Regions from separate parts of the Homo sapiens genome. Here region 2 is linked to region 1. The links are chromatin contacts, found by Hi-C in ENCODE. All regions are on one chromosome and are shown on one strand. The core of a region is the stretch at or near the end of the contact, and the rest is flanking DNA. Distances in the headings are between cores, read along the strand shown.

Region 1 (3,106 bases), core at 548-3,047:
GGCTGAAGACCCGCCTGCAGCGCCGCGCTTCCTCCACGGCGTGGCGCCGTGGCTCCCGCCCGCCCCGGCCCACACTAAGCTAGGGCCGCTCCGGGCCCGGGGTGAAAAAGGGACAGGACAGGCCTGCGAGGCTGACCCTGCGCGTTATCCCTGGCCTCCGCGGCTTTGGAGCGGGAAAGGGCTCTGGGGCAGTTCGCAACCTGCACAAACGACCATGAATGAGTCATGCAGGCGGCGGTGCGCTGGACTTGGGCACCCGGGACCAGCCTCCTGTGGGGCCCCGGACAGGCCCGGCTATCCATTGCGGGCTGGGGCGCACTGGGAGGTAGAAGCTTTGCGCCCAGCAAGCCAGAACCTGCTGCTATTTGGACTTTGGAAAAGTTTTTAAAAATTGCTTTGGGAACGAAACAGAAGGGTTTCTACCGGGGTCTCGCAAAGTAAAACGAGTGGGTTGGGGGATGGGGATGGCGTCTTGAAAGTGATTAGAGATGCTTTCGGCCGTCACTGAGGACCGCGCTGGGCTCACCGAGGTGTTTTTTGGGGAGGGAGAGAAAATATTTATTCTAGTACGTGTATTCTGGCTCGGGTGCGGGCAGGGCGCGGTCCTGGATCCTGGGCTATGGGGGTCAGGGGGATTCTGTGGCTGCAGGGACCGGTAGTGAAGGTTAGGCCAGTGTCTTCATAGAACCTCCTGTCCAGCGAGCCCGGAGCCCGCTCTGCCGCCGGGACACTGCTGGCAACGACGGCGCGCGGACGCAGTCAACAGGGAGGTGTGTAGTGTAAGGTGTGTGAGCGGGTGTGTGAAGAGGGCAGCGGGGGCGGGAGTGTGTAGCGGAAGTGGAGCGAGTGTGAGTGTGTGTGTATGTGTGTCTGGAGGGGCAGGGTGAGTGTCCAAGCTTCCATCTGGACGCCCCCACGCAGCCGACCGCCCAGACGCGCCGGGAAGGGCGCCCGCTCCGCGCAGCAGCTGAAGGGGGGCGGGGAGCGCGCGGGCAGAGGAAGGAGGGTGTCTCCGGCTGAGGATTTCTCTCGAAGCTCCCCACAGTAATTCTGCTCCTCCTAGGGTTTACCCTCCCAGTCCCAAGGTGCCCAAAATACTTAAACAAACAAACAACCCAAACCTGTTCCGTTTTCGCTCCTGTATAAATAGAACAGACTTTCCAAAAAAGCAATACGCATTCACTCTTATCACCAGCCACTTCTTTCCACCAAGTAATTCAGAAAAAAGCAGTCAGCTTCCGTGAATGCATGTAGCTTTTTTTTTCTTCGCTGCCTCCTTTTGCTTGCGGTTTTGAGCTGCCAAGAAAGTGAGTAGGGGTTTGACTGTAGTGTCTCGGCTCCGCTCGGTTTCTTTCCGAAGTTTAATTTTCCGGAATGGCTCCCAAACAAGGGCTAGGGAGGCGGAGCCGCCGGCACCGGATCTTCGCCTTTTTTGGAAAGTCCCAGAGAACCGGAATTCCTCCCCGCCCCGGGAGGCTGAGCCGCAGCCTGGAGCAGCTCGCTCTCCTGCTGTGGCTGTGACTGGGTCCATGGCGCGCCCTCTCCCCCGCGATCCCTGCGCCCCGGACCCAGGCTGCAGCTAGGGCCGCGCGCCCGGGACCCCAGCGATCCCCGCCGCCTGCGAGCTGGAAGTCGCGAGCCCGGCGGAGTCCGCGCGGCCGAGCCCGTGTATGCAAATCAGCCATGTGACGGCAAAAGCCGCCTGGCCCAGCCCTGTTCCTCAGTCCATATATGGGCAGCGACGTCACGGGTATTGAAGACCTGCCCATAAATACTTAGAGCAACACTTTCCGTCTAACTGAGCGAGGAGCAATTGATTAATAGCTCGGCGAGGGGACTCACTGACTGTTATAATAACACTACACCAGCAACTCCTGGCTTCCCAGCAGCCGGAACACAGACAGGAGAGAGTCAGTGGCAAATAGACATTTTTCTTATTTCTTAAAAAACAGCAACTTGTTTGCTACTTTTATTTCTGTTGATTTTTTTTTCTTGGTGTGTGTGGTGGTTGTTTTTAAGTGTGGAGGGCAAAAGGAGATACCATCCCAGGCTCAGTCCAACCCCTCTCCAAAACGGCTTTTCTGACACTCCAGGTAGCGAGGGAGTTGGGTCTCCAGGTTGTGCGAGGAGCAAATGATGACCGCCAAGGCCGTAGACAAAATCCCAGTAACTCTCAGTGGTTTTGTGCACCAGCTGTCTGACAACATCTACCCGGTGGAGGACCTCGCCGCCACGTCGGTGACCATCTTTCCCAATGCCGAACTGGGAGGCCCCTTTGACCAGATGAACGGAGTGGCCGGAGGTAAGCCGCGTGTCTTCGCAGGCCCGGACCTGCGCGGCCCGGAGGTGGTGGATGGGGTGCAGTGGGTGTGCGGGAATCGCAGGAGAGGATTGGGGCTCCAGGTGGACGGTGCTGACTGCACTGGCTTTGAAGACTGGAAGTGGGTGCAGGAGGAACCTGCGACAGCTGAGACCAGGGCGCGCGGGCAGATGCGCCAGGTCGCCAGCAAACCGGCGTGCGTGCGCCCCGGCGCGCCCAGCCCCGGGCGAGCGCAGGGATGGGGGTGGAAGAGGCGTCCCCCCGGGTTTCGAGGCTTGCGTAGGCCCTCTGGCCGGCAGCACTTCGACCTCCCCTCTCCCGGGGCAGGGGCAAAGTGACGGTAAAGTTCGGGGCTCTCGGGGAGAGCTGCGCGCCTGGAGAGCCGAGCGGCGGAGAAGCGCCAGGGGAAAGCGTCGGTAGCTCCCTCCTGGGCAGAGCCGACCCCGGGAAAATCTCGGAGCGCTCCCTTCTTGCGGCCTGGAGGCGCGCCCCCACCTGCCCGCCGCCCGCGAAGTTGAGGGGGTTAGTAAGGCGGGGGCTCCGGCCGGCGGAGGCAGCGAGTGGGTGGTGGAGGAGGGCGCGCAACGGCGGGAAGCAGCCCCCGGACTGCCGAGGGAGGCCCGCGGGGGCACCGGCGACGCCGGTTTCCTTGGCGATGCTGTGGAAAGTCGTCTCTCGCGGCCCCCGCGCCTTCCTCGAGGCCGGGCCACTGGCCTTGGGCTGAGGCGGGGACGCGCGGCTGTCGGGAAAGGCGGAGAAGATTGGGAGGGCACGGAAACCTACGGA
Region 2 (3,248 bases), core at 450-2,949, 440 kb after region 1:
ATAATATTTTATGTTGCACTTAAAACCTACAGCCCATGGGCCAAATCCATCCACATCAATTTCTGCATTATTTACTGCTGCCGTATCAATTTCTGTATTATTTATTGTAAACCACAATGGCAGTGGTGAGTAACTGAGACAGAGACTCTATGCTCCTAAAAGCTAAAATATTTACTACCTTTACAGAAAAAGTTTGCCAACTCCTACCTAGAATCAAAAAGGTGGGTAACATTCCCTCTCCACAGAAGAGAACACTGAAGCAAGGAAGTAAAGCCATTAATCCAAGGTCAGATGGAAAGTGGTAGATCCAGAAGTGGAATTCAAGTTTCCTCCCCTCCTGAATTTGGCACACTAAATGCAAAACCGTGCCCCATTTTAAGGATACAATCCGAGATGCGTGAACACAAGAACATATGAAAACTCACATGAATTGTCAAAATGGGTCCTAAGACAGCAAGCTCAGGACCTATCCTCAAGTACAGGAAAGATTACTCAAGCTATGCACAGTGGCATTAAGCCTGCAATCAGCTGAAAATTTTTCACCCTGAAATTTTTGCCTTTTTTTCCTTCAGGTATTGCTGTGATGACATAAACCAAAGTGCTAATCGTAACAATAACAGACCCCATACGTGAGTTTCACTGAAACCTGGGGACCCAATGTGTCAAATACCATTTGGCATAAGTGGGGCCATGGCCAAGATTTTTATTATAATAGAGTGTTCTGGACGGATTTGTCTTGTCTCAGATGCTATTTTATATGACAACCTCTAGGGATGGTCAGTGTGTGAACCAGGTAGGTATCAGCATACTCTCTTAATAACAGGAAGTTCTGGTTTCCTTGTAGGAATGCATTATCTTCACCCTAGCAACAGATGACTGTTGGCAACCCAATTCTGCAAGCAGTGCATATCTTCTATTCCTCCATGAAAGGTTTCTACTTAAATGTAACAAGCATTGGACCCGAAATGAGGGAGCCCAGCTGGGGTCTTTGGGTGAAAAGTGTCCTCAACCTCTTCAAAAGCAGAGGTGCAAATGGTCCCCAGGCAGCGAGGCAGGCAAGGCTTCTAGGTGAAGCCCCCGGCCCCCAGAGAGGGGAACCTCTTCCTGTGATGGGTACACCGGGATGTTTAACCACTGGTTTTCTGGGAACGAGATGCAAACCCTGGCTCAGCATAGGGCCAAAGACGCTGACAAGAGGTAAGGAAAGGGGAAGTCAGGATTCTAAGGGGGCAATGGGAAAAGGGTGGCATTTTGGATGGGGAAATGGGTAATCACACACTCCAGAGCACGCAGGCTTTTATGGGCCCAGAGGAAACCCAGTCCACTGGGCTGATGAAGAGCCCTAAGTGACTCTGCCAGAGAAGGGCAGGCTGGCAATGACCCTGCCCCGGGGTCCCAGCTCTCCCCGCCCCCTCTCCGCTGCGTGCCAGCCCACGGGTGCCAGAGTGGATTCGTGTGCACATGAGTTCCTGCTGGTGGGGGCCGGGAAGCCGGCTCTCCCAACTCCCCGCCATGCTGCGGGCTCGGGGACCCCCTCCCCAGCCCCGGCCACCCCGGCAGGTCCCCTCCGCCGAGCCGCGGGCGCAGATGGCCGGCGGCCGCCTCTTACCCGACTTGTTGCTGCTGCTGCTGCAGCCGCCGCCTCCGGTGCTGATGCTGCGGGAGCGAAGCGGTTTTCAGCAGAGCCGTAAATCAGACTGAGCCGGGCCGGCTCCCACTCCCCGCCGCACCTCCGCGCCGGGACCGGCGGCGTCCAGGGCGGAGCGAGGCGCGGCTAGCCAGCGGGGGCGGCGCTCGCGGGCACCGTGGGGCACCGCGCCGTGGGTGCGGGGGTTCCGGAACGCCGCGGCCCAGGGCTGCCACCTCCGCGGGGAACACCCTTGCTCTGCCCAGCTGGCGGGAGCATCATCTGCCCCCCCGCCACCCAGCCGGGAGCCCGATCCGACTCAGGATTACACTGACATCACTGCGAGAGATGCTGGGATCATTCCCCGGGGGAGGGAAGGAAAGACGCGTGTCAGCCTCGCAGTCGCGGCGCTTTCTGCAGGCCCTGGCAAGCTTTTTTGCACTAGTTTGGGGGGAGCGGGAGAGTGTGGATGAGGATGCAGCATAGCTGGGCATCTTCTTTGAAAATCTACCCGTTGGAAGGTCCGGGTATTTAATTAGGACCTCTTCATCCCAAGCAGCAGGGCGAGAATGTCCCAAAATAACTAACCCAGAGAGTACACTCCAGCCTTCCTAGCCAAGTGTCCTGAGGCTACGTTAACAGGCAGAACTAAATCTAGTAAAGTGCAGGGATTAATGAACAAACAGTTAAAGCAACAAGATCCCTCACCTACACCCCCATTTCTGAGGCGGACGCCCCTTTCCCTGGAGAAAAAATTTGTCCTCCTAAAGAGGGGATGTCCTGAAGAGAAGACGGCAAATCATTCCTTCTGAAGGACTCTGATGTCTCAGCTTGCTGGGCTTTTGCTTTTTTTTTTTTTTTTTTTTTTTTTTAACCTGTTTTGGTTTACCCCTACTGTAACTCCTGAAATGTGAAACCTAGATAAAAGTTACTGCTGGGTTTTCTTGTTCAAAGAAGAGAAGAGATTCTGTTCATCTGTAGACAGTTAATGCATCCTCTTGACTTCTCAGGGTGTCTTTTCTCAAGGCTTGCTGTTACTCATTTCAACACCCGATTTTATTTTAACGGTAAAGAGCTCAACAGTTATCTTAGTTGAAATTTTGTTTTGTTTTTGACAAATGAAAACAAATGAATTGCTTTGTTTTTTCACAAATGAATTATCACATCAAATGCAATGAAGATCCCAAGCTCTGGCATCAGACTTGATTCAAATCCTGGTTCTAGGGCCTGGGTCAAGTAACTAGACTTTTCTGTTCCTTCAATTCCTCATCTATGAAATGAAGATAATCAAGACCTACCTCTTAATATAGCGGTGGATCGAATGTGCTATGATGATGGAGGTAAAAACCCTGCCTGACAGGGACACACACTGATAAAGTCAGCTGTTATCGTTGTTGCTACTTCATTTATAATTATTATTAATTCCATAAAAAAGGGGCCTACACACATTTAAAAAGCAGGAAGGAGAAGAGGAATTAATATGTACTAACTTCTACGTAAATGGAGATAGGCTATTGTGCTGGGGTGTGTTTGCTTTGAAAATATTATATCTCATTGAAGTTACTTTTTGACTCGCTCTCAAGACTATTCCAAGAATCAATTTATTTAGTACAAAATCTTA

Evidence for each region. A loop is a pair of places that touch in the nucleus more often than their neighbours do. Pooled maps may share reads with other maps.
Region 2: a loop to region 1 is called in a map of ascending aorta, with 5 times the contacts of the local background. The contact joins the promoter of ZNF365 here to the promoter of EGR2 in region 1. A Hi-C loop is called at or near these places in 5 of 168 maps with a recorded cell type or tissue (ascending aorta, dorsolateral prefrontal cortex, natural killer cell and 1 more) and 14 of 50 pooled maps.

What each region holds. Positions count from the first base shown.
Region 1 is chr10:62,815,057-62,818,162 of GRCh38, reverse strand. It overlaps EGR2 (early growth response 2), which reads left to right and starts at 1,797. Exons shown (of 2, transcript NM_000399.5): 1 at 1,797-2,302. The coding sequence starts at 2,134. RefSeq lists silencers at 1-66, 977-1,056, 1,347-1,776, 2,797-2,886 and enhancers at 147-316, 1-951.
Region 2 is chr10:62,372,820-62,376,067 of GRCh38, reverse strand. It overlaps ZNF365 (zinc finger protein 365), which reads right to left and starts at 1,699. Exons shown (of 5, transcript NM_014951.3): 1 at 1,610-1,699. LOC283045 (a long non-coding RNA gene) reads left to right here and starts at 941. Exons shown (of 4, transcript NR_104162.1): 1 at 941-1,197.